3 separate regions of the Homo sapiens genome follow, and regions 2 and 3 are each linked to region 1. Evidence: read pairs that join two places in POLR2A ChIA-PET (ENCODE). Cell type or tissue: HepG2. All regions are shown on one strand. Each heading gives the region's core, and the rest is flanking DNA. Links, peaks and the distances in the headings are about the cores only.

Region 1 (10,535 bases), core at 3,414-8,413:
GTGTTTTGAAATATGAGGACATGAGATTTGAGAGAAGCCAAAGGCAGAATTGTATGGTTTGGCTGTGTTCCCACCCAAATCTCATCTTGAATTGTAGTTCCCATAATCCCCACGTGTCATGGGAGGGACCCAGTGGGAGGTAATTTAACCATCATGCTGCTCATGCTGTTCTCATGATAGTGAGTGAGTTCTCGCAAGATCTGATGGTTTTATAAGAAGCTTCCCCCTTCGCTCAGCACTCATTCTCTTTCCTGCCACCCTGTCAAGAGGTACCTTCTGCCATAATTGTAAGTTTCCTGAGGCCTCCCCAGCCATGTGGAACTGTGAGTCAATTAAATCTCTTTCCTTTATAAATTATCCAGTCTTGGATATTTCTTCATAGCAACATGAGAACAGACTAATACACAGACATATGAGTAAAAAACCCAAAATCTTTTTCCAAAGGAAAAGAAAGAGTGGAGGCATTTTGTCATGCTAATTTATCTGCAATGAGATATGAGAATTTCTTTCTGCACTCAGGATGGCCCTTTGATTTATTTATCATCTAATACTCTTCATAACATGGGGACATCTGAACCAGGATTGAAAAAAGTATTTGGAGTAAAGAGTCTTTAGAAAGAATGGAAACAAAGTTACCAAAGATTTTACTTGCTCACACATTTATTGAATGACCATGTCTTGTCTAGTGAATGCCAGGTGCTGTTAGGTGACATTTTCTACAATCAAATTTAGTAGCCCTTAATTCTTTTTTTTTTTTTTTTTTTTTTGAGACGGAGTCTCCCTCTGTCACCCAGGCTGGAGTGCAGTGGTCTGATCTCTGCTCACTGCAACCTCCGCCTCCCAGGTTCAAGCAATTCTCCTGCCTCAGCTTCCTGAGTAGCTGGGATTACAGACATGTGCTGCCACGCCCAGCTAATTTTTTTTTTTTTTTTTTTTTTTTTGTATTTTTAGTAGAGACAGGGTTTCAGCATGTTGGTCAGGCTGGTCTCGAACTCTTGACCTCATGATCCACCCACCTTGGCCTCCCAAAGTGCTGGGATTACAGGCATGAGCCACCACGCCCAGCCCCCTTAATTCATTTTTAAGAGCCTGAGTTCATGAGAGAAAAGGAGAGGGGGAAGCTAGTTTCTTTATGCTTTTGTCAATCCCATTCTCTCTTTATTCTATACCTTATCATGGCCATTTTATTTTCAATTCTTTTCCATTTCCTTTCATGTCATGTATACAGTCAGCAAGAGGGGAAGAATACCTTTCCTTCTCTGCTAAGAAATAGCAAGGGATCTTGAATAATTTTCCCTCTGATATGTGTTAACTGATCTTGTTCTACCTCTGTTTTTGCTGTTGGATTGCTGTCTGTCAGACACTGCTGATGATTTCTAAGTAATTCATTTGTCCCACAAGTGGGACAAATTATTCCCTAAAATACTTGAGAAAGTGTACAGTAGAGGAGCCTAGAACAACAAATCTGGCTCAATTCTAGCCTCCTATAATTATCTACATGCCCTGAGGGAAGCCATTTATACCTGAGACTCCATTTACCCCCTCTGTATAACGGACGTGAAGACCTACATGTATTATTAGTCCGTTATCACACTGCTGATAAAGACATATCCGAGACTGGGCAATTTACAAAAGAAAGAGCTTTAATTGGACTTACAGTTCCACATGGATGGGGAAGCATCACCATCATGGTGGAAGGCAAGAAGGAGCAAGTCCCATCTTGCATGGATGGCAGCAGTCAAGGAGAAAATGAGGAAGAGGCAAAAGTGGAAACTGCTCAAACCAACAGATCTCGTGAGACTTACTCACTACCAGGAGAACAGTATGGGGAAAACTGCCCCCATGATTCAGTTATCTCCCACCGGGTCCCTCCTAAAACATGTGGGAATTATGGCAGTACAATTCAAGATGAGATATGGGTGGGGACACAGAGCCAAACCATATCACCACATAAAGGGTGATGAGTATTATAAGCAATGTCCTTTAAGTGCCTAGTATAGTTCCTATCTTACGGTAGATGGAGATATTATTATTCATTACTGCAATGGTTAATACTGAGTGTCAACTTGATTGGACTGAAAGATACAAAGTATTGATCCTGGGCATGTCTGTGAGGGTGTTGCCAAAGGAGATTAACATTTGAGTCAGTGGGCTGGGAAAGGCAGACCCACCCTTAATCTGGTGAGCACAATCTAATTAGCTGCCAGTGTAGCTAGAATATAAAGCAGGCAGAAAAATGTGAAAAGAGAGCCTGGCCTAGCCTCCCAGCCTACATGTTTCTCCCATGCTGGATACTTCCTGCCCTTGAACATCAGACTCCATGTTCTTCAGTTTTGGAACTTGGACTGGCTCTCCTTGCTCCTCAGCTGGCAGAGAGCCTATGGTGGGACTTTGTGGTCGTGTGAGTTAATACTAAATAAACTCCCATATATAGATATGGAGTTTATGGCAGACTCCTATATAACCACCACTAACTGCCATTAAGCTTTAAAAATAAAAGAGTTTTGTCAGTAAATATATGAATGGCTTATAGATGAACACTTCAAATAATCCATTACACAATCTCACCACTCAATATCATACTGTCAAAGAACTCTTATTAAGCAAGAGGACATGTCATGTGAAAGACCCAAGATACACTGAACCATATTACATCAGTACCCTGTTTTGTTTTTACCACTAGACAATTTGTTAGACTGATTTATTTTCTGTTATTACTTTCCATTGTTCCAGGAAAAGGAAAGAAGGAAGAAAGTCTCTTCCTTTGAATGTTAAAGATTTAATTGCGGCTGGGCGCAGTGGCTCACACTTGCAATCCCAGCACTTTGGGAGAATGAGGTGGGTGGATCACAAGGTCAGAAGTTCGAGACCAGCCTGGCCAACATGATGAAACTCCTTCTCTACTAAAAATACAAAAATTATCTGGGTGTGGTGGCAGGTGCCTATAATCCCAGCTACTCTGGAGGCTGAGGCAGGAGAATTTGAACCTGGGAGATGGAGGTTGCAGTGAGCCAAGATCGCACCATTGCACATTGCACTCCAGCCTGGGCAACAGGGTGAAACTCCATCTCAAAAAAAAAAAAAAAAAAAAAAAAAAAAAAAAAAAAAAAAAAAGCATTTAATTGCACTTAATTTTGAACAGAAAGCATGGAGAAAACATCACTTACCTTCTCAAACTCCATTTTGTACACCCCAATTGACTGAGTGGTGCTTTCCCACCCTCATCCACAGATCACAGAGACACAGCTAGGACAGAAGAATTCTCCTCTAACAGCAGATCTGGCTGGGTACAAAAAAAAAAAAAAAAAAAAACAGGAAATGTTCTAAGTGACTTTCATCCATTTATTTCCAAAGTAAATAATCCCACAGAAATGGATAGGAAAAAAATTTAGCCTACATTCTTTTACTTTACAACATAGTTCCAGATATAGTCTTTGGTTTTATTTTCATAACAAGTTACGTTCTTAATATGTCACAGTGAATTTCAAGGAAAGCATTATTTGTCATGGTTCCAAATATTAATGTCTCTGATGAAATTGATGTTTCTGTCATTTCTAGTTGTCAGAGTTTCTGTTTCCTCAAGGTCTTCTCTAGCAACAAAATCCCAAAATTCTTTAAGAACATGAAGATGGCTCTTGATACAATTTTGTATTATATTGCATGTTAGATCTACAAAGAGGCTCTTCTCCCTATACTGAGAGAAACTCTTTCTGATTGAGTCCTTGTGTCTTCTAAAGTGGATCACTTTATGGTATTGTTTGTTCTTAATAGTAATGATCAGAATGGTAACACTAAGCAAAGAGCACCTGTAGGGCTGGGCTAATTATTTTACATATTAGTTTATTTAATCCTCCAAACTTCCTGTAAAATAGGTTTTCATTTCTGCATGGCATAAGAGAGGCTTTCAAGGGATTAAGAGGCTGCAAGTCACAATTTGGTAAAATCTGGAACTAGTAAAATCTACATCTCTCCCCAACTCCAAAACTTGTGTTCTTTATGCAGTACTAACCAGAGTAAGAAGGAAAATGTGTAAATAAATTATGCTACTTGACAGTTATAGAACCTAAGCAAATGATAAATGCAAAGTCTACCAGTAGTGAGTCAAGAGCAAAGTCTAGGGGTTGAACCCAAGCAGCCCCAGACATCCAATCCAGAGCCATGTTTGGGTTAACATTCATAATGTTTTGATTTTTATTCAGAATAATTGCCCACATTTAAAACTATGCAGAATTCCCATAAAAAGCAGGACTGAGAACTTCTATTGACAAATCAGAATATCTAGCAACTTGGGCCTCCACATTCCCACATGGTAGCAATAAGTGAAGCAGAGTAGCAGATGCCCCTTCGGACAGGACACTCCACCCATGCACTGCAGCCTACTCTCTGCTGACTTAGTTTGTGTGCCTGAACCCTCAGGGCTTTTGAGTTTGTGACCCTCCTTTTCTCCATGGCATCCAATGTAGTCAAATTAGAAGGGTAAAATGTTCTCAACTTCATAAATATACAGTGTGTCAAAAACTATAAGAAAGAATGTAACTTGTACCTTTTCCTCAATGGTTTCTTCCTGGGGATGACCCAGAGATTGTGAGGGTTTGGAGAACAGCCTAGGGCCTTCAATTAAAATAGTTTTGTCTTTGGTTACTACCGGAATAAACCTGTAAGCAGACAGCTGTTTCATGCCAGCTGAAATTCTAGTCTTGGGTGGGATGGCAGAGGTTTATGACTTCAGATGAGAAACAGGCAGGAACAGATTATATTCTTATGCCAAGTTTCTCTCTTTATTGCCATGGAAGCAAGAAGAGCAATGCAGAACATGGAAAGCTTTGCTAGAGCAGTGTTTCACTCAGACTTTCTGCAAGACATCAGGAGCTGCTCGAGATTTTGCAAACACATTTATGGGAAAATCATGGCTATAGAAAAGCTCCTAAAATTAAAACAGAGCTGGAAAAGAATAAAGATCATTGCATTTGTCTTTAAACTCAGAAGCAGAACCCCTGGGATTTAGCATTGTATAACAACACTGGAAACATTATTAACATTAATAAATAAACATCTGGATTGACTTGCAGTCTAAATTTAAGTGTCCTAAATATTTTGGCTCAATTATAACTATACTGCTTTTTTCTAAATTCTCAAATGTTTCTTCTGTCCTTAGCTTATATTTCATTTTCTTCTAACTCTTTTAACTCGAATCTTTAAATGGACCTTGTTGTATAAATGTTTAAGCACCAAATGTCTATATAAGGATATGGAATTGATATTGATTTCAGATTTCATATTTGTACAATCTGGGTTCTTTACATACTTATAGGCTTTTAATTGGAATTACATAATCACACCATTTGTTTATCTTTATTTCATATAATGCTTTCTGTTATATATAATTTCAAGAGTGCCAAAATTTACCAACAAAGTTTTAGTTGAGCTAAAATTAAACCTGCATGCTATTATGAAGCTATCTGTTATTTCCATTTTTAAATATAAAATTAGCCAGAGTTAGCCCAGTTTGGGATAGTATTAGGGAGAACCCATAAAATATGGTGACATAAACCACATTATGCCATAATCATGGCCAAGTTTCACTTGAATTCTCAAATGTATTCAAAAAGCAAGAGTAAAGGTCAGCAAAACACATCTTCACCAAGAAAAGTGCAGTAAAACGAATGCCAAATTAAATGGGCCAGCTACAGAGAATTCTACCCATAAACACAATGCTTATACTTAATCTGTTTCTCACCACCTTCATTTGAGAACGCTGGTCTCAGGTCCCTGGGCTGCTGTTCCTGCCTTGAGCTTTTTTGTCGTTGCAAGCCACGGGGTTGCTATGCAAAGTCCCAACGCATGGAACCAGAGTTAATCATTCACAGGCCTTTTTGCCTGAAATAAGATGCTTTTCATTTCCCTTGGCTTATGTGAATAATGAAAAAAGAAAACAAACAAAGGAGATAACTGCACAATGTTAAAAGATAATCCCTTAGCATAACTATTGTCTAGAAGGCTGAGCACCGTAGTCAGGCAAAAATCCAGTCTGCATTCAGTGACTACACTGACATTTATTTATAAGAGATTATGCCGTGACAGAGCTTCAAGTCATTTAGAAATGCTCCCATTCCCCAAGGCCTTCGTTATATTTATATGCAGGAGCCCATATTATTTTTCCTGGTGTTATGGCAACAAGGATTTCAGTGTTTACAGAGCTATCAAGTTCTGACAAGCCAAGCCGGGGACTTTGCATCACTGGCTTGCATTAAAATGGAGCGCAGGACCTGGAGAGCTGAGCTGAAGCTCAGCTGTCTGAACAACTAATACCTGAGCAGAAGAGGGTTAGGAAGCAGGCAAACGGTGCTAATCAACTCACAGAGCCACTTTCCCCCAAGGGAATTTGCCCTCATGATCCTGCGGTTTAAGAAATATATTACAAAATACGCTGAACCTAGGAAGTCATATTAAACTCAAAAGAAAAACAAAACCCAAATTCCTACTACAATTTTGTACTCTGCGTGGATGTTTTAAAGCTGTGTTGAGTATCGTACATTAGAGTCCTTTATTAGGCCTCTGGAGTAGAGAAAGGGGAAATGAAAATGCAGTGGGTGAAGAAAGGGCAGAACAAATACTCTCTCTGTGCCCACCTTTGGTTTTTAACTACACAATGGAGATCAGCCCAGCTTACGTTCACACCTAATTTAACCACTGCCCAGGGCCCAGTAGTTTCTAGCATACTCCAGCTCTGAAGCTAATTACTGCAGGAAGCTGGTTATGAAAATGTCCCAGAAATATCTGTATCTCACAGACAAAATTATTTTGAGAACTTGCCACCTGCTCCACGAAAATAAATATATGGAAGCAGGACCTTGCGCTCCATGGTTTTCTACATTGAAGTTGTTTTCTGGAGTTGGCCCAAACTCCTCCATATTCTCTGACTAGAGACAGAGCTAGAAATCATTTAAAAAAAAAAAAAAGTCCTTCCAAACATACTCTTTGGACATCTTGGTTCTAGATGGAGCAGGAAATAAAAGCCACAAGCTTAACCTCTGATACAATAAGCTACCACCTTCCAGTTCTAGATTTGGGCCTGGGAAATAATCAAGTCAGAGTAAAATGAAACAAGGAGTTCTAACCACATTTCTTTTTCTTCTTTTTCTTTCTCTCTTTATTTTCTTTCCTTTATATATGTGTGTTCATAAGGGTATTGGTACTCATTTGGTTATAAAAGTGTCACACTGAATTGTAGAATGAACTTCACACACGTCTAAATCCTTTTCAGTTTTTTTGAGATAGGGTCTCCCATTGGCAGTGCAATCATGGCTCACTGCTGCCTCAACCTCCCAGGCTCAAGTGATCTTCCCATCTCAATCTCCCAGGTAACTAGGATTACAGGCAAATGCCACCATGCCTGGGTAATTTTTTGTATTTTTTTGTAGAGACAGGGTCTCACTATGTTGCCCAGGCTGGTCTAGAACTCCTGGGTTCAAGTGATATGCCTGCCTCAGCCTGGGATTACAGGCATGAGATACCACACCCAGCTAATTTTTTTTTTTAATTGAGGTTTTGTTCTGTTTTAAGGATAAATAGCAAGAAATATGCAGATTTCCTAATGCTTAAGGTGAACATTTCAACAAATAATGAACTGAGACTTGCCAGGTACCGTAGACATGTGGAAAAAAGTTTTATTTACACAGTATACACTTTTAAGTCATATAAAATAATTTTTAATGGCAGAAAAGGTAGTAACAATAATTACACTAAATGTCTCTGAATGTCTTTCTTAGTAAACTAGAGCTATATAAGAAAATAGCTAGAAATGGGTGAGTGTGATCTCCTGGATTTTCCCCTTGGAAAAGACCAGTATTGACAGGGCCGCTTCACAAGACTCACTGGGAAGCCTGGGAGAGGCACAGGTCTTTGTGGCCCAGATACACAGCAAGCCCATTCTCTCATTAGCAACAGTGACCACTGTTTACAATACCTGTTGCTATCAGAGACTTTACCTTTTTTTTTCTTAAGAGTTAATCTTGCTCATAGTTTGTCAGCTCTTTTGGGATCCTAGCACACAAACTAGATTATCTGCGGCTGCTCTTCCCAGCAGCCAGAGATTAAAGGATATCATTTAAAGTTGTGCTTTCGGTGTCTTTTTATTTCTTTTGGTCTGCTCACTTCAGTTTACCACACAGCAGCTGCCAAGGCAGCTGATGTTACCATCTTCATCACAATGGTCTTCATCATTATCATCAAGAGAAGAACTTATTACAAACGTAATTTCCCAGATATCTTTCCTATGTGCTCTCAAGAAAATTACATAAGCTTGGGTCTGACCACAAACTCTGTAAATTCATCATTCATTCATTCATCATGTATTTTTTAGCCTTTAACTGTGTATGGCACTGTACACTACACTAAGGATACAGTAATATACAAGGTAAACAAGGTCTTCATCCTGATTGAGGTAAAATTCTATGGGGAGACAGTCAAATACAAATAAATCAACAAGTAATACAAATGCTGGTGTCAAATTTGCTAAAAAGGAAATTAAGACATTATGATGAGAATGACATAGACTATCTTTAGATATTGAGTGCTTAAAAACTTCTTCCCTGAATGACATTTAAGAAGGGACTTGTTGGGTAAGAAAACAGTTCTGAATTAATAAACTAAAAGCATTCTGTTCATGGTAAACCTAATGCTGCACAGGGCTCTTAATGGCTACTTAAATTAGATAAAATATTTCTGCCATATTTTACATCTCTCAGTTTTCCAGAGGATTGAACTGGATGATTTGGGGGAAGACTTATGTCTTACTCCAAAGCTTGATACTACATCATTAACTAATTCTATCTTTTGACCTCATTCATATTTTGGGTCCCACAACAGACCAGGACCTTCCTTTACTGAAGGAAGGTATAGAAACGTGTTTTTTAACCTGGCAGATTCCTGAAAAATTTCTCTTAGTATCCATCCTGAATTTACATACAAAATAAACTATATGGTTTATATACAAATCACTAATGAGAACATCTAGCACTTTCATCAGGTTTTTAAAGGGCTCTGAAAAAAGGATACAGGCACTCAGACAGATGATTCTAAAGTAGTCCATTGCTCTGGAATCTTTCAAAAAGTTGACTTGGACTCTTTTTTTTTCCATAATAGGCCAAGCTTCAGTTTCTTCATTCCACATACTTTTTAAAAATTGGTTTATAATCCAACATTTGTGTTTAACTACCTATTTCAAGATCATAATAACATGTGCTCTTGAAATATCAATAAGTCAAATATGGGCAAATGACTTTTGTTCGGTTGCCAGCTCCAACCCAATAACCTCTCCATGACTACTCCAGAGACATATGTAACAGGCTAAAAGGAAGTCACTAGAGGTTGTTGGTCCTCAGGCTCATCTAGAAAGATAATCCCAAGATGCACTTAACGACTGCGGAGACGTGGGTCGATGCAAGGCCATTCTCTATCCCTGATCCAGCCCAAGAGGAAGTTGATTGGATGCAGGTTTCAAGACCTAGAGTAAAATCATCATCAGAATCACCTGAGGGTTTCTTAATCTCAGTTATGTGGATGAGTTATGTGGGTGTAGATATATGGGTGTCAGTGTACTACCTTTTTAAACTTCTTTTGTATGTTTAAATTTTTTCACAATAGAAAGATGGGAAAAAGTAACTTTGCACAAGCTAATATTACTTTTATCTACACCTCTCCACTGGCCCACATGGTTATGATTCAAAAGATTCGCAGTAGAGACGCACACATTTGTGTATTTTGAAAATAAAGAGAAATATTCTCCTATGATTAAGATAGGCACACCTTGAAAACCACTGCCCTAAGAGGAAGTGGGAGACAAGGGCAATCGCTTCCCACATATGAAGCCCTTTCAGCATCCCCCTCAGTATCAACTCCCTTTTCCCCTCCCAGGAGAGCAAAGAGTCATTTGGGGGGCAGAATACCTGGACTGAACCCTCCGTTGTTTCCAGTGAAAATTGCCAGCTTCTGATTTAAGCTTCTAATATTTAGGCATACATATATATTATATATTATAAACATATACACACATATAAAAGCCCAAATATATGTGTGTGTGTATACATATATATGTACACATCTATATAAGCCTGGTGACAGAGCGACACCCTGTCTCAAGAAAAAAAAAAAAAGCACTTTTGCATGGCTTATTCTCTTTCTTTCCCTGGCTTCGCTCATGAAATCATTGGGTTCTCCTAGAGACATGTCCTTAATTAGTTACCTGCATAAGAATTATCATCTAAAAGGATTCACTTTTGCGAAGGCAGCCTGACACCCAACTTTTCCATTTCTAGCTCAGGGATATCTTGATAAATGTATCTCACTCCTGAGTAAATCAGACATATTGCAAAGAGGAATGATAGTAATTTTTAAATGATGCAAAAGAAATCAGTATTAGTATGTCTCAGAAAGTTCTAAGTTCAAGTTCCTATGTTTCAGATAAGCTATATATATATATATATATATAGAGAGAGAGAGAGAGAGAGAGAGAGAAAGAAAGAGAGAGAGAGAGA
Region 2 (10,535 bases), core at 2,238-7,237, 50 kb after region 1:
CTTTCTTTGCTCATCAATCCACAAGAAGCAACTCCTCATCCATTAAAGTTTAATATGAGATTGTAGTAATTCAATCATATCATCAGGCACCATGTCTAATTCTAGTGCTCTTGCTATTTTCATCCCACCTACAGTTACTTGCTCCACCCAAGTCTTTAGCCCCTCAAAGTCATCCATGATGTTGGAATCAACTTCTTCCCAATTCCTGTTCATGACATTTTGACGTCCTCCTCTGAATCACGAGTGCTTTAAATGGCTTCTAAAGTCACGAATCTTTTCCAGAAGGTTTTCAACTGACTTTGCCCAGATCCATCCAGATTCCCTCAGAGGATTCACTGTCTATGGCAACTATTGCCTTACAAAATGTATTTCTTAAATCATAAAACATGAAAGTCTAAATTACTTCTTGATACCTGGGCAGCAGAATGGGTGTTCTATCAGCAGGCATGAAAACAAAATTAATGTCCTTGTACATCTCTATCAGTGCTTTTGGGTGGTCAGGTCCATTGTTAATGAACAGTAATATTTTGAAAAGAATCTTTTTTTCTGAGCAGTAGATCATCAGTATACATAAAATATTTAGTAAACCATGCTGTAAGTAGATGTGCTGTCATCCAGGCTTTGTTGCCCCACTTATAGAGCACAGGCAGAGTAGATTTAACATAATTCTTAGGGGCCCTAGGATTTTCAGATGGTAAATGAGCATTGGCTTCAACTTAAAGTCACCAGCTGCATTAGCCCCTAACGAGAGAGTCAGCCTGTCCTTTGAAGCTTTGAAGCCAGACATTGACTTTTCCTCTATAGCTGTGTTAGCAGCTGCAAATCCATTTGGGTCTGCAGCAACCTCAACTCTCACATCCTCAGAAGACTTCGACCAAAAGTCAAAACACAGAGTAAGAGACTAAGTCGAGTTTTAGAGCAGGAGTGAAAGTTTGTTTAAAAGTTTTAGGGACCAGACGCGGTGGCTCACACCTGTAATCCCAGCACTTTGGGAGGCCAAGGCAGGCAGATCACTTGAGCTCAGGAGTTCGAGACCAGCATGGCCAACATGGCGAAACACTGTCTCTAGTAAAAATACAAAAATTAGCTGGGCATGTGGTGTACACTTGTACTCCCAGCACTCAGGAGACTGAGGCAGGAGAATCGCTTGAACCCAGGAGCCTGAGGTTGCAGTGAGCCAAGATTGTGCCAATGCACTCCAGCCTGGGAGACAGAGTGCGACTCCATCTCAAAAATAAATAAATAAATAAAAATAAAAGGAAAGAAAATAAAAGTTTCAGGGCAGGAATGAAAGGAAGTACGCTTGGAAGAGGGCCAAGTGGGCAACTTAAGAAAATCAAGTACGTGGTTTGACCTTTGATTTGGGGAGTCATATGTTGGCATGCTTCCAAGGCTGCATTACATCTCCCATTTCTTCCCTTGGGCAGGCTGTCCGTATGCACAGTGGCTGCCAGCACTTGTGAGGGACTGCATGCACGGTGTGTTTACTGGAGTTGTATGTATGTGTGCTCACTTGAGGCGTTCTCTTACCAGTCGAATGTTCCTAGAAGGTCAAATACCAGTTAAACTCCAATATTTTGCCTCTTAGTGCATATGCTTGAGCCCACTCACCCAGCCCCTAGATTTTATCAGGAAGCTGCTGATCACCAGTTTCAGATATTTCTATCTATTGGGAGACTGCCTTTCCCTGGCGCTGGCTGCAATCAATTATTATTTTAGAGAGACTGTTAACAACCACCTGACCATCACCTGATGGTAGCCTGACATTCCTGTTGGGAAGGAGGCCCTCTCCTGACCTGCTCATGTCTGCCTGACTACCTACTGTAACACTGTGAAAGTCCTAGGTGGCATCTTCTTCCAACTGAAGGCTGTTTTGTCTATAGTGAAAGCCTATTGTTTAGTGTGGTCACTTTTATCAATTAGCTAGTCCTTCTGGATGACTTCTACATCAGCACTTACTGCTTCACTTTGCACTTTTATGTTAGGGAGAGGGCTTCTTCCCTAAAACCTCAGGAACCAACCTCTGCTAGCTTCCAATTTTTCTTCTACAGCTTCCTCACCTCTCTCAGACCTTCATAAAATGGAAGCGAGTTAGAATCTTGCTCTGGGGCTTTGGCTTGTGGGAATGCTGTGGCTGGTTTGATCTTTTATCCAGACCACTTAAACTTTCTCCATATCAACATAAGGCTGTTGCACTTTCTTTTCCTTTCTTTTCTTTTTAAATAGAGACAGGGTCTCACTATGTTGCCCAGGCTGGTCTCAAACTCCCAGGCTCAAGTGATCCTCCTGCCTTGGCCTCCCAAAGTGCTGGGATTAGAAGAGTGAGCCACCATGCCCGGCCTCTGTTGTGCTATCTTATCATTAATGTGTTCATTGGAATAGTACTTTTAATTTCTTCAAGAACTTTTCCTTTGCACTCACAACTTGGCTGTTTGGCACAAGAGGCCTACCTTTTGGCCTATCTTGACTTTAACATGCCTTCCTCACTAAGCTTATTCATTTCTAAATTTGATTCAAAGTGAGAGACTTGCAACTCTTCCTTTCACTTGAACACTTAGAAGCCATTGAAGGGTTATTCGTTGGCCCCATTTCAATATCGTGTGTCTGACGGAATAGGGAGGCCCCAGAGAGACGAGAAAACCATTGGTATGTGGAGCAGTCAGAACACACCATCTTGTATGGGGGCAGTTCATGGTGCCCCCACCAAAATTACAATAGTGACATCAAAGATCATGATTACAGATCACTATAACAGATATAATAATAATTGCAGCAAACCACCATGGCACATGTATACCTATGTAACAAATCTGCACGTTCAGCACATGTATCCCAGAATTTAAAGTAAAATTTAAAAATATATATAATAATAATGAAAAAGTTTGAAATATTGTGAAAATTACCACAGTGTGACACAGAGACACTAAGTGGGCACATGCTGTTGGGAAGAATAGGGCTGATAGACTTGCTCAATGCAAGGTTGCCACAAACCTTCAGTTTGCAGAAAACGCAGCACCTGTGAAGCACAATAAAACAAGGTGTGTCTCTAAAGCTCTAACACAGATCCTGGCTTGGGTAGATGGTTAGTGAATTATATCAGCTTGATTCATTCATTCTACAATTCTGACAGAGCACTACTATCTACCAGTCAGTATCAGCTTTTCTGAAAGATTAGGGAAAGATCATTAACTTTTAGTGAGTGTTTTTTTCTTTTTTCACATCATAATGGTCCTCAAGATTCAGAATCAGCCGCAGTTGAAATTTAACAAGGACAGTGAACCGACTTCTTCTCCAAAGAGGCAGTTGTATAAAGAGCAGCATTGATAAAAGTCCTGACCGTCTCATTCTCCACAAGGATTTCTACATAGGTCTAATTTTCATTTTCACAATAAGCCTCAGTATTCACCACATGCAAGTATTTAACTTCGAAACCTCAAAATAATCAATCTCTATCATATTATTGTTCTTAAGCAGCCAGAAATCTCTTCAGAGACTTTATTAGAAATGTTGGTAATCCTTCAAAATGCCAATTGGCGTCTTTTTCAAACTGTTCTGTAACATCATCTCTATCATCATCCTCCACAGATACCTCCAGAAGGATTCTAGTCAATAAGTTACTTAAAGTGTTCACCACACATGTGGGATTAGATACAGATGAGTGGTTGTAATATATTTCAGAGGTCACTGTAAATGCAGAAAGGAAATAGCTGCATATTCTATTTCCTCAAGACAAAATTTGTTTATAGGAATTATTGATTAAAAACATTAAAACAATTTCTGTGTTCACAGAGTACCTTCCTTTCAGTGATTGCAGTCACCAATAAAATTTGTGGTTAAAATATGTCTTAAAATATGTACCACATTTAGATTTGAAATAAGCAGAGAAGGAAATGTTGAATTGTTTTGAGAGGAGAGAAAAAGAAAAAAAAAACAGTAAAACGGAAGCATAGATGGATTTCTTACCTTAACTGCCAAAAATGAGACTGAGTCTCAAAATCTTTTTCTTTCTATAATTTACCAAAGTGAAGGGAGTCAGAGAAATTAGGACTCAATTATCCAGATTCCTAAACAATGGGTCCTGCAGTCACCAGTTAATTGTTTAAGCCTCCACTTCCTTTTGTCTGTGTTTTCTGGGGTGGGAGGGAGGAAAAGAGAAAGGAAACACATAGAAAACAGATGTGGAAAGAAATATTTATCAACAAAAAGTCTTGGTAAACCACGATTTTTATATCGCCCTTGCACTATATTTTCCAAGTTTCCTAGTTTTCTCAAACCCCAAAGAATTTGTAGCTAGAGAGGAAAACCAAAGCTTTTTATATGTTTTCCACAGGATTAGGAAGGCATATTTGGAGAATTCTGATGCTTTTCCCTTAACCTAATATTAATACATGTTTTTGACTCAAGGAATTTCTGTCAGAGAATGGGAGAAATAAAAGGTTCATTTAGCTGGTTTGTTCTGTCCTTGGACTTCCAGGCAGAATAAACAGCACCTTGTGACAAAGGCGGGCCACACGCTGGCTGAGCTCCAGGCAGACACTGGGGGATGCAGTCTGTTTATCAGACAGCACATTGTCTTAACCAGGATGTGGTTGGCTTTTGTAACAAGAAGTATGCAAATAAGTTTCCCAGAGACCCAACACCCTGTTCCCCACCACACTTGTTCCTTCAGTAGACACATGCTAATGGTGGCTGCCCTGAGAACAGAAGAGAGAGCCACAGAAAGAGGAGAGGAAGAGGAAGTGTCCTGAATTAGCCAGATTAGCCAATGGATCTTTTCAAGAAATACACCACAAAGAATACAACTCCAAGCCACCCTGATTCCCAAAAAAAAAGCATTCTAAAATAATATTGAATATTTTTTAATGTTCAAAAATGTTAAAACTTCTGAATCTGGGTTCATTTATTCTCAGTACAGAGGAAGGCAATGAGGCTTTGAAATGCTGCATGTTCTCTCCAGAAAAATTGCATCACCAGACTCTTCATCAAACCTCTGCCAAAAACGTCTTTCTCAACTTCAGTTGCCTCATATATAAAAAGGTGCTAATAATAGTACCTATGATGTATGGTTGCTGGAAGGATTAAATGAGGTAATTAATAGAAAACAATTTAGCACAATGCCCAGCACACATCTGGGCTCTGAAAATGTTAGCAGGTTGTATATTATGCTTTATTGAGCTGTGTATCATAAAAACACAAAGAATGAAAGAAAAGTACCAGAGGGAAAGAACTTGAAGTGGTAAACATAATTACTGAGAAGGAAGAACAGTATCCCACTTGCTACTAGAAAGAGTTTAATGAATTACTAGTTTCTATAGACTTTGGAGTCAGACAGGCCTGGTTTTACATAACCTTGGGAAAATTTCCTAATCCTATCTGTGTCTAGGTTTCTTTATCTGTAACATGAGTTTAACACCCACCAAGCAGGGTTTTAGGAGTAAATGAGACAATACATGAAAAGGTTCACCTTCTTTCAGTCTCCTCACATCACCTTTACATGAAAGTGACTAACACAGCACCAGGCAAACATAGTCACTGAATAGTGGTTATTATGTGTTTGCTTTATTTACACAATCGTACGGTTGGGTTTAAATTCCAGCTCTGCCACTTTATTGCTGTGTAATTTTAGGCCAGTTGCTTAACCTTTCTGGGCTTCAATTTCCTCCACAGTAAAATGGGGCTCCATAATAATACCTATCTCAACAGGTTTGCTGTGAGGATCAAGTGAGCTAATTCCTACAAGGCCCTCAGAACTAGCTCATGGCACTAAATAAAGACTGGCCACTATTGGTTGTAATCATAGTCTTACTACTTGATGCCAACAGTTAATTTCATTTTACTGCTACATTCTGTAAGGCATGGAATGGCTATTTGGCATAACTGTAATCAGACTGCCATTTCTGGCCATTAGAATTGCACTGGATATCTTTGCAAACGTTCATATAATCCAAAGCACTGACATTAATTATGTCTCATTATTTCAAAACGATTTATTCAAAGTAGGCAAAGAATGGTTTTCTCCTGATGGTTGGGTTCACCTTCTTTCAGTCTCCTCACATCACCTTTCATTCATGAAATAATCTCTCTCTTTGCCAGGGCAAATGAATGGGAAATCAATATCAAAATGATTTCAGAAAAAGAATTCAGTCTTACAGACTTCAGTTACTCAATATACTTTAAACTGGAAAATGTTTCATTTGCTACTTCCACATTTCTACAATTTCTACTCCTATATAAGCAAATGCAGATGACCCAGCAGTGGCCCTCCTCCGATGCCTGTAATATGTAACTTAGGTTTTGTTGTGATTTTCCTTTCACTTGCCTGTCTTCCCAACTGTTGAGTATTTGAAAGGAGTATTACTCCTCTCTTTCAGATCTGTAACTTCTGTAACTAACACATAGCACTGTGGTGTCTGAAGCCACTTCACCTGTGTTCAAATCCCAACTTTAACATTTAATAGCTTTGTGACTATGGCTAAGTCACTGAAATTCTCTATGCCTCAGTTCTTTATCTATAAAAATAAGGATGATAATAACAACCTCATGAGATTTCAGTGAAGATTAGAGATCCTAATACATGGAAAGGGCTTAGAACAGAGTCAGACTGAGGAATCATAGTTAATACTGTATTATTTTGCTGTTATTAATATTGGTGATAACTGGCTGGCATGTTCTTACTCTCATACAGCTTATGTATCACTGCTTGAGGCAAATTAATGAATATATCAATAAAATTAATCAGGTAATAATATGTGCTGTGATTGATATAGGAAAGGGTACTGTGATAAAGTGTGACTGAAAGACTACTTTAGATTGGATGGTCAGAGAAGGCCTCTCAAAGGATATGATGATTGAAGGTAAAACCAGGAAAAAGCCAGCCTTAAGAAGTCATGGAGAAAGAGCATTCCATAGACAGAGAAAACTACCCAAAAGCCTTAAGGCAGGAAGGAGCTTGTCTTGTTCCACAGCAGAAAGAATGTCAGTGTGGTTTGGCTGGAGTGTAGTCAGCAAGGCAGAGAAGGATAGGAAATGATGCCAGAGAGGTAGGCATTGGCTAGAAAATATAGACACCTAGAACCTGAGAGAGAATTTAAACGTATTTCAAGTATAAGGAGTTACCTTTGTTGAGTCTTGCAAATTTACATGATCTCATTTATATTTTCAAATAATCACTCTGGCTGCTATGTAGATCGGAATCAAGGAGATAAACTTGGAGGCTCTTGCAGTAATCCAACCAAAACAAAACAAACAAAAAGAGGAGGTAGCTTATATTAGGATGGGAGTGGTGGAGACAAAAAGTAGATGGAGTTGGGATAGGTTTTGAAGATAAAATCAACAGGATGTGCTGATGGATCAACAATATAGGTAATTGAGGTAAATATGCTTTCTAAAGGAAAAAGATGTTCAGATGATGCTGCACCTTTTTAATGCAGTCATGCGTCACGTAATGACAAGGATGCATTCTGAGAAATGCAGTGTTGGGCAGTTTTGTTGTTGTATAAACATCATGAAGTGTGCTTACCCAAACCTAGATGGTATAACCTACTACACACCTAAGCTGGTATCGCTTGTGTGTCCTGGGCTGCAAACCTGTAAGGAATGTCACTGTTCTGAAGACAGCAGGCAATTGTAACACAAGATGATTATTTGTATACCCAAACATATCCAAACATAGAAAAGATACAGTCAAAATATGGTATTATAATCCTATAGGACCACTGTCACATATGCAGTTCAATGTTGACTCATATGTCATTATGTGGCATATGACTGTACTGTGCTTTAGATTTAGCTCTAATTTAAGGCATAAAATGACTTATAAAAGTTCTAAAATGGACATAAAAAGGGATAGGACTATAAAAACTTTCCAATAAGTATGGAGGAAACCTGAAAACATCACGGCTAGTAGCCCTCTTCCTCCACACAGTCTGCAGAAGGCTGCAAGCCGCTAGGGAAAATCCTTCTCACTGCTTAGTGCCATATCAGTATGATAAGAAAAAAAAAAAAATAGGCAATATGAACTGACAGAGGGGAGGAGATGCGCTCATGAACCTGGGCTAGTAAGTGGGTCCCCATAGCCCATGTGCAGTTTGCAAGGGACCCAGAAGGTCATATGTGCCATAGCACTGGACCCCAATGAGCAAGACCACCTGGTGGAATAATACAGACCTGACATCAGAAAAAATAATGAACACACAATGTGAGTATTTCTCAACCCCATGCCAGAACACCTGAAAGCCCAGATAGGATCTGTTCTACCTCAACAGACACGGCACAACAGAGACCAATAAGGAACAGGAGAATGGTGTCAGATCCTGCCGTGTTACTTTAACCAACCTCATACACTACAATGTCATCTTGAGGAGATGCAGGGAGAGGAGAAGGAATTCAAAAAACCTCTCTCGAAAAGAGAATAAGTAATCCAAAGGATATGGATACCATTACTTGGCAAGCTTCAGTTTGTCTTTCTTTTTCTTTCTTCCTTCCTTTTTCTTTCTTCCTTTCTTTCTCTCTTTTTTTTTTTTTTTTTTTGACAGAGTCTCACTCTGTCACTCATGCTGGAGTGCAGTGGTGCAATCTCAGCTCACTGCAACCTCCACCTCCTGGATTCAAGTGATTCTCCTGCCTCAGCCTCCCAAGTAGCTGGGGCTACAGGCGCACACCACCACGCCCAGCTAATTTTTGTATTTTTAGTAAAGATGGGGTTTCACCATGTTGGCCAGGATGGTCTCGATCTCTTGACCTCATGATCTGCCTGCCTCAGCCTCCCAAAGTGCTGGGATTACAGGCGTGAGCCACTGCGCCTTGCTAGTTTTCTTTCTTTCTAACAAGGTAAAGGCTTAGGAAGAAAATTAGCTGTGATGTAAAAAATATAGAAGCTACATTTTCTTTACTCATCTAATTTATAATTATTACATTTGTAATAGTATCATAAATTCAGTTCACAGTATTAATATTGGACAAGGCTAAATTCAAGCAAAAGTGTTAAACAAAACAAATAATAAACTTTATGATATAGAATATAATCCACAATGAGATTATAACTTTCTTGGTGCACAAAAGTTATATTAATTTCATAATGCAGAGACTATAGGGAATGCAAGGGAAAATAGACTACAACATAAGATTAGAAAACTCTAAATCATAATTTTAGTCCATGGAAAAATCAATTAGAGAAAAAATAAGAATGTTTGATATCAATTCTATAATTGATTAATATTAACATAATAGATATGTAGAAATTGCTATCCTAATAAAAATAATTCACCTACTTTACAAGAATTCGTGGTACCTTTATAAAATTTTGACTATAAATCAAACCAAAACAAAACAACAACAAACTAGAAATGCATAGAACACTTTATTGACTATAACCCCATTGATAAACTATAGATGAAGAAGAGGAGGAGAAGGAAGAGAAGTCAAGAAGGAAGAGAAGGACATGAAGAAGAAAATCAACCACATAAATGTTAAGAAACTTGCTTTTAATCAATACTTGGATCAAAGAAAATATCAAAACTAAAGTTTCAAAATATCTACAAAATAATAATGAAATGCATTACATATTTTAAAATATGGGCCAGGCTGAAAAAACTACTTTGAATTAAACTCATAATCATGAGCACATTATTAAGATAAGAAAGAAAAAAATAAATTAATATTCAAGTCAATACATTAGGAAAAAAACAAAATTAGAGAAAGTGGAAGGAAGGAAAAGGAAGAACAAATACTATGAATTAGAAAAATAAAATCAGTTAATTATACTAAAATACAAAAAAGTATTAGTGATTAATACAAAAACTGATTTATTGAAATAATTAATAAAATAAACCAGTAGCAGGCTTAGTCCAGACAAAGAACATTAACACAATTATAAAAAAGAAATAGCCACAAACATGGAGGAATTTAAAACAATCATTAGAGACACTCAGATAAATATGTTTTTATCCATAATTTTTTGGAGTTGATCTAAAATACTCCATTTCTTTTTGCTGTTCATAATATCAATGTCAAAAAATGTTATAGCAAAGCAAGTGAATTTTAACGTTGTTAAATCATGAAAATCTTCAAGACTGTTTAACTAAAACATCTATAGATTTTGGGTTTCCACTGTCGTCGGTGGCAATTTTTTTTTTCTCAGGGCATCTCTCAGTGACTGGGCTCATTATTTCATGACCAAAACAGTCACTGGGGCTTCATTTCTTAAGTGATTTTATTCTGAATATAGAACCTTCCAATAGGGGCTAAATCTTAGCATTAGCAGGAAATTATAATGTTAAGTATACTTTCATGCCTCCAACCATCCCCAAAACTACCAGTCAAGTAAATTTCACAAATTTACTCTAATTAAATCTAAAAAGTGTCATATGTGCTTTAAATGTCAGTCAATTTTGACGTAATTATACCTGAAGGCAGGAATCCATCAGGGACTCTTTTTTAATAATTAATCTCAGATGGGAAGTGAGGGAGTCAAGGAATATTTGCAGATAATTAGTTCCATTCCTATCTTTCTTGGCTGACAGTGAAAGTATAGGTGC
Region 3 (10,535 bases), core at 3,763-8,762, 140 kb after region 1:
ATACCCAAAGGATTATAAAGCATGCTGCTATAAAGACACATGCACACATATGTTTATTGCGGCACTATTCACAATAGCAAAGACTTGGAACCAACCCAAATGTCCATCAATGATTGACTGGATTAAGAAAATGTGGCACATATAAACCACGGAATACTATGCAGCCATAAAAAAGGATGTGTTCATGTCCTTTGTAGGGACTTGGATGAATCTGGAAACCATCATTCTCAGCAGACTATCACAAGGACAAAAAACCAAACACCGCATGTTCTCACTCATAGGTGGGAATTGAGCAATGAGAACACTTGGATACAGGAAGGGGAACGTCACACACTGGGGCCTGTCGTGGGGTGGGGGGAAGGGGGAGGGATAGCATTAGGAGATACACCTCATGTAAATGATGAGTTAATGGGTGCAGCACTCCAACATGGCACATGTATATATACGTAACAAACCTGCACGTTGTGCACATGTACCCTAGAACTTAAAGTATAATTAAAAAAGAAAAAAAGAAGAAAAGATAGATGTTTCTAGCAATTCCAAGTATTCCGTAAGGGAGCACAAAGACTATGTGTTGGCTGGGGAGGCAGGGTAGAACACAGGGGCAGGAAAAGAAAGGAAGTAGGCACAGGAGGCTCAGCAGCAGATCACAAGGGCCTTCTCATCTACAAAATTTGGATTGGATCTTCAAACCTATGGGGCTATGTGGAAGGAGAATAAGGTAAAGAAGTGGCATGATCAGATGTGTGGTTTAGACAGCTCCCTTCACAGCAACATGGTGGAAGTTTCCAACAGAAAAGGCAAAGTATTTGCAAGATCAGTTGAAAGGTGAAGGCAGTTTTCCCTGGAGGCAGGGAGGAGGGCCTGAATGAGAGGGCAGGACCCTAGGGATGGAGATGACCAGGGCAGAAGTTATTTCCCGAGCAACTTGGCAAGCCTGAGTTACCACATCTCTAGCATTTTGATCTGAGCTGCATGTAGGTGCTATTCATCTGAAAAGAGAATTCAAATGGGAGGTAGGTTTTTGGCAGCAGACGGTATTAAACGCAATTTTGGATATGCTGAGTTTAAAAAGCTTGTGGGGCATCAAGGGGAGAGGTCCATTTACAAACCTTGTTTTTGCAAATTTGAGAGCCATCAATAATATGAATGGTAGCCATTTATACATTATATTTAATTAAATATAAACATATACTGAATACTGACTATGTCCTGAGCTGTTCTAGGCTCCAGGGATACAGCAAAAACTAAAACAGACAAGGGCCTGCTCCCACAGGGCTCACACTGTCATGGCGTGGGTGGGGCAAGGGTGGGGAAACAGACAGTGATCAATTATGTACATATGTTAGGGGGTGATAACATCTGTGAAGAAAAATAAGGAGACTGGAGAGTGACTGGGTACAGGGCCAGATGGCTTAGGCAAGCGAGGTACTCAGGACACTAAATGTAGAGAGGCACTCATTCTCAGGTGCTCACCCTGCCCTTGCATGAGAGTGGGTGCCTCCTTAAATTCTGTACCCTGGGTATCTTGCTTGCCTCCGCCTAGTCCCAGCCCTGACTAGATACCTGCTATTTTCTATGGATAACCAGGAAAGCCTTCGTCTAAAGGTGACACTGGAGAACTAAACAACGAAGCAAGCCACATATCGCCATATGTGAGGAAAGAACATTCTAAGCAGACAAAATCATATGTGCAAACGCCCTGAGGCAGGAGAGTAGAGGTGTGTTCAAGAAATATTTCCCAGAAAGCTCACCAAGGGAGAATGTAGGAAAGAGTTCTCTCCCAATGAGAGAACTTCTCAGAGAGCACAAGTAAGGGATGGGCAAAGGGGAAAGGCCAAAAAAGACTAAGAAGGACAGGCCATGGAGGTAGGAGAAAAACAGGAGTGTGTCCTGTCACCACAGACAAGGGAGTAACTTTCCAAAGAGGTAGCAGTTGATACTGGCAACCACCACAGATACCAGATAAGATGCGACAGAAATCTTTCAGAGGCAGCAACTGGGGCTCTGTGCTGACTTTGGGGAAAACAGATTCTGACTTGGAGAGCTTTCCTAAACTAATTCCACACCTGAATGCAAATTTTGGTGTGCACTTGTAAATAATCTTCTTTCTGGTATGGAGAATCACCATAATTATTTCCATTTCAAACCCAAGCAAGCAATGCAGAAACTAAAAATTACAGTTCAATTTGAACACTTTCAATCCAGACATAATAGTCTTATGGGAACTGATTCATAATTAAAGCCTTTGAATTCATGTCCCAGCTGGCCGAACCCTCTCATAAGTAGAGTCAGTTGCTAAAGTATCCCTTCCCTATGGGAATACATAGTCTCATTCTCTGACCTTTAATCGAGGTCCCACATAACACACTGGTCTTAGGCACTCTAGGAATTCTTCACCCCATAGAATGTGAGCATCCCCAATCTCGTCCCCTTGGGCTAGATGAATGGGCATTATTTATTAACTATGAATGAACACAAAGCTCCGGGTTCAACTAAAACCAAAACTCTTCGCTGGATGGAGTAGTTTCCTTTTAACTGAATTCCAGTGCTTTAGGGAATTTGTGGCTTCATAGTCTCATCACCAAAACTTACTTACTAACCAAAACAAAGTAAAAAATATCAGTGAGTGTGTGAGGTTTCACGGTTTAATCAGAAACAGAGGGGGAGGCCATCACTGTAATGAAGTCCAACAAAAGACACATTACATAAAATCAAAAGAAAGCCAAAGAACATAATATGCTCAAGCTCACACCTGTCCATGGAATAATAACATTGTGTTCCATTTTTCACTATGCAAAAGGAAAAACCTATAACATTTTAAAACTACAAGCAGTGGTGGGGGTATAGCTCAGTGGTAGAGCATTTGACTGCAGATCAAGAGGTCCCCGGTTCAAATCCGGGTGCCCCCTCTGTGCTCTGGAGTTTTGCCGGGCGCGGTGGCTCACGCCTGTAATCCCAGCACTTTGGGAGGCCGCGCCTGTAATCCCAGCACTTTGGGAGGCCGGGGCAGATCACGAGGTCAGGAGATCGAGACCATGGCGGTGGCGGGCACCTGTAGTCCCAGCTACTGGGGAGGCTGAGGCAAGAGAATGGCGTGAACCCGGGAGGCGGAGCTTGCAGTGAGCCGAGATCGCGCCACTCACTCCAGCCTGGGCGACAGAGCCAGACTCCGTCTCAAAAAAAAAAAAAAAAAAAAAACTGCAAGCAAAGCTGTCTCAGGTTAACATTTGTATTTCTAAGCAAATTGTTTACCAAGCAACACTTAAGCATGTTTTTTTTTTTTTTTTTTTTTTTTTTTTTAAGACAGAGTCTTGCTCTGTTGCCCAGGCTCGAGTGCAGTGGCGCGATCTCGGCTCACTGCAAGCTCTGCCTCCCGAGCTCACCCCATTCTCCTGCCTCAGCTTCCCGAGTAGCTGGGACTACAGGCGCCAGCCACCACGCCCGGCTAATTTTTTTTCTTTTTTGTATTTTTAGTAGAGACAGGGTTTCACCGTGTTAGCCAGGATGCTCTCGATCTCCTGACCTTGTGATCCGCCCGCCTCAGCCTCCCAAAGTGCTGGGATTACAGGCGTGAGCCACCGCGCCCGGCTGAGCATGTATTATAAGAAAAAACACTGACCCTCGCCACTCCCAAATTTTTTATTTTATTTTTATTTTTTTCTTTAGAGATGGGGACTTACTCTGTTGCCCAGGCTGGAGTGCGGTGGCCTGATCACAGCTCACTGTAGCCTCAACCTCCTGGGCTCTAGTGATCCTCCCACTTCAGCCTCCTGAGTAGTTGGGCCAACAGGTGTGCAACACCACACCCAGCTAATTTTTTTTTTTTCCTGTAGAGACAGGGGTCTCACTTTGTTGCCCAGGCTGGCCTATCTTTTTTAAAAAATTTATACTAATAAGTTAACTTTGAAACCAGCTTAGACAGATTTTTTCCCCTCCAAATGATGCTTCTGTGAAAAATATGAATTATGAGCCACACCTGCTGGCTGACACCTGCTTCTGGCTTTTTCCTGCTCTAAAATGGCTGAGTGAAATGGAAATGAAGCAGGAATTCATAGTTAAGGGTCAATTCTTGGACCAAGGCCGTGATGAAAGAATGTACTTGGATAAGAAACAGAAGATCCTTGCACTTGGCCACTTGGAAAGCTTCTTGGTGGTAGCCTAGGCAGTAATTAATTCACAGATCCAGGTGTTGTATGTATGTTGTGTGTGCTCTCAGAGCATGTCAGGACAACTTGAGAGCAAGAAGTCTGCAGCCACGTGGTTGGGAAGAGAAAGTGCCTTTTAAGAAAAATAAAAAATGGATGTGAGCATTTCACATAGTCAAGTGTTTGCATTAGAGACCAAACAGACATCTACCTCTTTACAGAAATGTATTAACATGCCCGACACTGAAACACCTAGATTAAAATACTTCAACATCTATTTTATAATGTGTCCTCTTTATTTTACCTTCAAAACCACAAGACAATTACCTGCTTCCTGTTTAATATGTACTGAAAATGGAAACGAATTTGATTTTTACCTGACAGCTGTCCCTTCAGATTTTTCCTTTGTTTTGTATTACTATGGCTAGAACAGCCCAGCAGGACCATGACTGTATTTTTTTTTATTGTTTTTTTTGAGACAGCTCACTCTGTCGCCCAAGCTAGAGTGCAGTGGCACGATTTGGGCTCACTGCAACCTCCGCCTTCTGGGTTCAAACGATTCTCCCATCTCAGCCTCCTGAGTAACTGGGATCCAAGCCCGGCTAATTTTTGTATTTTTTAGTAGAGACAGGGTTTCACCGTCTTGGCGAGGCTGGTCTCAAACTCCTGACCTCAAGTGATCCGCCCGCCTGGGCCTCCGAAAGTGCTGGGATTACAGGCGTGAGCCACTGCGCCTCGCCTGACTGCATGTTTTAAACAAAAACTGAGACTTATATGTGTGGACGGTTGGTTGAATTCATTTCAGACTGACTGGGGGTGGGATCTGATGGTCCTAGTGTATCCCCAGTCCCGCTGCAAGTGGAGTCCTCCATGTCGTTAGGAAGATCAGAAAAGCTATCTTGTGAAATGTCACCATGCTCCAGGGCTCTATGGGCAGTCTTCCACTTTTCTACAATACCCCAAACCTATGTGTACCTTTCCCCAGCCTGATGTTGAACACACTCTAAATTACAGCTGTGGACACAGAAGCACAGGTGCGGCCCAGCTGCAGTGGCCATCCTGCCCATCAACCTCTCTGCTTACAAGCCCAAGAGGTCAATGCGAAGCAGCAGGGCCCCCTGAGGACAAGACGTCTCCCTTTTCCCGTAGTTGCACGGGAAGCAACCCGAGACCTCCGAACTTGATGTTTAATGTGAAAAAAGGAAAGAGAGGGAGCCCATGAAAAACAATCTTGCAAGAATTCTGAACACACTTCTTTCGGCTACTCTCTGCCTAAGTGCAAAGGGCACCAAAAGGGTACGTGGGGTCTCCACTGTACTCATGGCTCACCAAAAGAGGCGACTCCCTTCCAGCAATTACTTTTTCTTAATACGGAGGCGCTTCGGCAGGGCTGACCAGACCCATGAGTCTCTCATGCCCTCTCCTTGACAATGCAGCAAGGGGGAATAGCAACAGTTAAAAGAGCGGACCACCTTAAGTAAAGGAAAAAGCGTATTTCCATATTCTTAAACAAAGGGGTTCTGCACCATCTGTCCCTGTCTGGGTGCCTCCGCTCCACACTGAGAGGATTTGCGAGGGATTCAAGTGCACCTTATAGATTAAATAGTCACTCGGCTGCTTAAGCCCGGTTGCCCAGACAATGGCCGCGCAGAGCGCCCCTTCCTCCTTCCTTCCTGTCGAGCGTTCTGCCTGACTACACAAACTCAATGCGCGCGGCTCCCCCGATGCAAGAAGTGGACTTGACCGGAGCTAAAACCAACAAAGGCAGATTCTGGTGGGAGCTGCGGAAGCGCCGGGCACTGAGTCAACAAGCGGGTCGCATTGAAATGCAAATGGCGCGGCCGCGGCCCCGGCGCACCACCTCCCGCTCCTTAACTTCTCAACCCCCGGGCCTCGCCGGGCCTTGAATGGCTCCTTTGACGCGCGGTGGCCGGCTCGGGCCGTGGTCGCGGCCTCGGCGGCGGCGGCGGCAGCGCTGCGTCCCTGCGAACTCTTTTTTTTTTTTTTTTTTTTTTGCCGTAGTTATAATTGCCCTAACTCATCATCACATCATCATCATCACCCTTCCAGACTTGCGGGTGTACACAGCCTGAAGCGCAGAATTCCCTGATCAGTGACCGAGGAACTGAAAATTTCAGCCTGCTGCTAAGGGGGGAAAAAAGTTCCAAAGTCCAATTGTGGCGGTTAGGTTTTGTTTTTTCTAAGAATTTACTCACTTAAGTATTTACTCACTTAAATCCTGTGCGCTTTCTTTTATCCAGAAAGAACCAGACTTAAATTTTTTCAGGTGCTAGATGACATATTTAGCTTAGAAGGAAGTTCTCGCGGATGCTCTGTAAACGTTTAAGTAAAAACAAATCCCGTTTGGCACTTAGTTACCGCCCGCCGTCTCTCCCCACGCCTCCATCCCTTGTTTTACTTTGGCGAGATAATATTATCAGTTTGCTGTTTATTTTGTGCTTTCCCTAAGGTCTAAAGTTAATGCATGTCCTGTTAAAATTCCTACAGGACAGTAAAGGGAGAGTAAAGGTGAGTTTTCTTTACAGAAATAAAAGGCTAATTTAATTTTTTTAAACGATGAGTTACTAGTAGTAGTTTAAAGCTACGTGGTAATTAAAAGTCACCTGAAAACCTAAGATGACCTTCTACAGGAGCTATATTTGGCTGCTATTTCAGACTGTTAGGAAATAAGGACTGATATATCTATAACAAATATAATGAAGTAAATAATTTTTCAACTCCTAATTTTGTAAGTTAACCAGAATATAATCGTATTTGAACATCTAATAGTTGTGTAATTCACTGAAATACACAGATTATTTTGCTAAAAAGCAACTAAAGAAACATGCTACCATCTTTAATTTTGCATAATTTTTAATTTATTTGGTATAACAGAGTCGAATTTAAGAAAAACTTTCATAGTTGGCGTGGCTTAAAATCAGAATACTTTATGCTTTTTGAAGGTAGGTCTTTTCTTTTGGTAACACCTCCCTACCCAGCACACAGGTGTGTGTGCAAACACACACACACACACACTTTGGCCTATAAAAAATAATTGTTGGATTGCGTTGAGCTGAGTTGAGTAGACTTAAAGAGTCGAGTTGCTCTACAAGGCAAGATTCAGAATTACAGTAATGGCATTACTTTCTGTAATGTATATCCAATAGTTCTGCTTGCGCATCCATTCTCCCTTATAGAAGGTGAACCTAATTTTCATTCAGAGGACTATCCCTCTCCCACTCACAGTCTCAGTGGTTCAGTGAGGCCGACCCCATCCACATACATGGCTCCAGGGCCACAGCTAGTCCATACAATGTCTTCACACAAGTTAGAAAAATGCACTGCTTCCTTCAGGCAAATGAAGTCCAGCACCAGAGCACCAGCCTTGCCCAGAAAATAGCCAGGGTTGCACTGCCTTGTCAGCTGGGGCTTTGTACACTTCACATCACATGCAGTCCTTCCTATTTCCAGCAGTAAACATGTGACTGCCATCAGCCTATTCAGTCTATAGTGGTAAGTTTCAGGAACAGGCATATGAACCAAGTTGATCTCATGATAGCCGGGAACTTTTGCTGAAATTATTAGAATAAAGCCATTCTTGCTTTCTAGTGGAACTGAATAACTCAGGGGTTCCCAACCCCCAGGCCACATACTGGTACTGGTCCGTGGCCTGCTAGGAACTGGGCCACACAGCAGGACACTGCTCCCCATTGCTCACATTACCACCTGAGCTCCGCCTCCTGTCAGATCAGCTGTGGCATTAGATTCTCATAGGAGAATAAACCCTATTGTGAACTGCACATGCAAGGGATCTAGGTTGCCAGCTCCTGAGAATCTAAAGCCTGATGATCTGTCACTGTCTCCCATCACTCCCAGATGGTCCCATCTGGTTGCAGGAAAACAAGCTCAGGGGTCCCACTGATTCTACATTATGGTGAATTGTATTGTTATTTCATTATATATTATAATGTAATAATAGAAATAAAGTCCACAATAAATGTAATGCACTTGAATCATCCAGAAACCATCCCCCACTCCCAGGTCCATGGAAAAATTGTCTTCCACAAAACCAGTCACTGGTGCCAAAAAGATTAGGGACTGCTGGAATAAGTGGTAGCATACAGACTTGGGGCTGCACTCTACCATCCTGTCATCAGTGAGGAACAGTCATCCATAGGAAAGAAAGAGAAGGAGAGTGAGAGATTAACCATATCATATGAGCACCCAGATACAGCCATATCTAAATCAATCACCTTTTCAGTGATGTAAGCCAATAAATTCCTTCTTTTAAATAAGCCATTTTAAGGCCGGGTGTGGTGGCTCACACCTGTAATCTCAGCACTTTGGGAGGCTGAGGCGGGTGGATCACCTGAGGTCAGGAGTTCGACCAGCCTGACCAATATGGTGAAACCCCCGTCTCTACTAAAAATACAAAAATTAGCCAGGCCTGGTGGCACACACCTGTAATCCCAGCTACTCAGGAGGCTGAAGCAGAAGAATCGCTTGAACCGGGGAGGCAGAGGTTGCAGTGAGCCGAGATTGCGCCACTGCACTCCAGCCTGAGTGACAGAGCGAGATTCCTTCTCAAAAAAAAAAAAAATAAAGTAAAATAAATAAGCCATTTTAATGATTTTTCTGTCATTTGCAATCCAAAAGAGTTTTGACCAATACAGTTGCCGCAGTAGGAAAATGTAAATCTCACAGTAAATGATAAGTATGTAACCGAATTAATGTTGGGGTTTGATATCACTGCACTTGATAATTATTTCAGTAACAGGTAAATCAGTGTAAGTCAACTTTTATAAACAACCATTCTATTTCCCCTGCCTTTTTGTCTTCAATATATAATATATTAAATTAAAATATATAAATGAATTTTATTTTCTTTGGTGGTTTGAACGGTTTTCTCTTGGCAGTGCCCATTGTTGAAAACAGTTTGAGTACTGAATGGGATGTTTAGACAGAAAGGTTGAAAACTACCCAAGGAACAAATCCCCTTGATATGTTTAATTCTGATTGTAAGTGGAATTTTTAAAAAAAATCTTTTCACATCTATTGAGCAGTCTAATAAATCTGAAATTATATTAGTAAATAAAAGAACAAACCACATAGGATATAAGAACTTAAAAAAAAAACAGTAATCCCTGGATATCAGCAAAATTTTACTAAGAAAGAGTTATACCAAACTACATTTATTTATCATTTGATGACCAAGATGGCAGCTTGCTCTTTGTTCCCAGAAATAGTCAAGTGGAAGATAGAAGATGAATCGTTTGTTAGGGATACAGAAGAAATTCTGCCTGCAGGGAGAAGTTCAACTGGTTTCTAGGTTTCTTTTAATTTTCACATCTTGAGTTTATAATTCTAACATTTTGTACATAGCAGATATGAACTTTCCCCCAAATTAATTACTATCTTCTCATCTCTTTACCATGTTGTCCTCCCCCCTCACTTATCATTCATGATTATCATTTCATTACTTTGAATTGCATTTATTTGAACCTGAAAAAATTAAATTTTGTTTTCAAAAAAGTATAACAACCTGAATTGTTTCCAGTTTTAGCCCAAAGCTAAGTTCCTGTTGCTGTTTTTATTTGAATATACAAGAACAGAGGATTTAGATATGAATGAAAATTAAGAGAAACTGCAATTCATTTTTTCTAGTTCCTGTTCTTTGTTATTCTTGGCTGCACCATTGTCATACCTTAGGAGATTGAAAAGAAATGCCATTAGTTCTTTGTTTTGTAAATACGGACTTCTTTTCCTTTTTTGCTGTAATGTCTGACACATCTGCTTTCTATTTTTATATCATAATTACAAGTACCTCTTCCATAGCTCCACTCTTCCTTTGAAATTCCTCATCTTTAAGAAGAAATCACTCACAGCTAAAATGGCCTCTCTGACTCCCACCTGTGACCTGCCTATACTATCTGCTAAGTTTCATTAAATGGAGAATAGGGCCAGAGGTTTGACAGCTCCTGTAAAAGTGAACAATGAGTTGTGTTCCTCAGCATTTCTCTTTTCTTTTCTGTGTTTTTTTTTTTTTTTTTTTTGAGACGGAGTCTCACTCTGTTACCCAGGCTGGAGCGCAGCCGCACGATCTCTGCTTGCTGCAACCTCTGCTTCCCGAGTTCAAGCAATTCTCCTGCCTCAGCCTCCCAAGTAGCTGGGACTACAGGCACATGCCACCATGCCCAGCTAATTTTTGTATTTTTAGTAGAGATGGAGTTTTACCATGTTGGCCAGGCTGGTCTTGAATGCCTGACCTCAGGTGATCCACCCACTTTAGCCTCCCAAAGTGCTGGGATTACAGGTGTGAGCCACCATGCCCAGCAAGTTCCTCAGCATTTCTAGACCCTCTTGTAGCTTGACTTCCTGTGCTTCACA

Evidence for each region. Peaks named below come from ENCODE experiments on the same cell type or tissue, not always from the same donor. Only the 100,000 strongest peaks of a DNase experiment are listed, where the experiment ranks them.
Region 2: POLR2A ChIA-PET joins it to region 1 with 11 read pairs; 5 of 35 experiments call an interaction of 5 or more read pairs at or near these places.
Region 3: POLR2A ChIA-PET joins it to region 1 with 11 read pairs; 3 of 35 experiments call an interaction of 5 or more read pairs at or near these places.

The regions. Positions count from the first base shown.
Region 1 is chr4:123,645,535-123,656,069 of GRCh38, reverse strand. It overlaps LINC01091 (long intergenic non-protein coding RNA 1091), which reads right to left and starts at 6,079. Exons shown (of 6, transcript NR_027105.3): 1 at 5,741-6,079; 2 at 3,168-3,283. In HepG2, for the core only: no CTCF peak of the experiment used is centred there; DNase peaks (open chromatin) are centred at 5,849 and 6,179; H3K4me3 peaks cover 1,836 bases.
Region 2 is chr4:123,594,215-123,604,749 of GRCh38, reverse strand. No RefSeq gene overlaps it. Among named protein-coding and RNA genes, the nearest start is that of LINC01091, 51 kb to the left of the region's middle. RefSeq lists enhancers at 3,809-4,454, 4,422-4,716. In HepG2, for the core only: no CTCF peak of the experiment used is centred there; DNase peaks (open chromatin) are centred at 4,549 and 5,439; H3K4me3 peaks cover 979 bases.
Region 3 is chr4:123,501,227-123,511,761 of GRCh38, reverse strand. TRC-GCA2-1 (tRNA-Cys (anticodon GCA) 2-1) reads left to right here and starts at 2,841; the gene lies at 2,841-2,912. RefSeq lists enhancers at 5,374-6,221, 9,579-10,080. In HepG2, for the core only: no CTCF peak of the experiment used is centred there; DNase peaks (open chromatin) are centred at 5,911 and 6,511; H3K4me3 peaks cover 1,342 bases.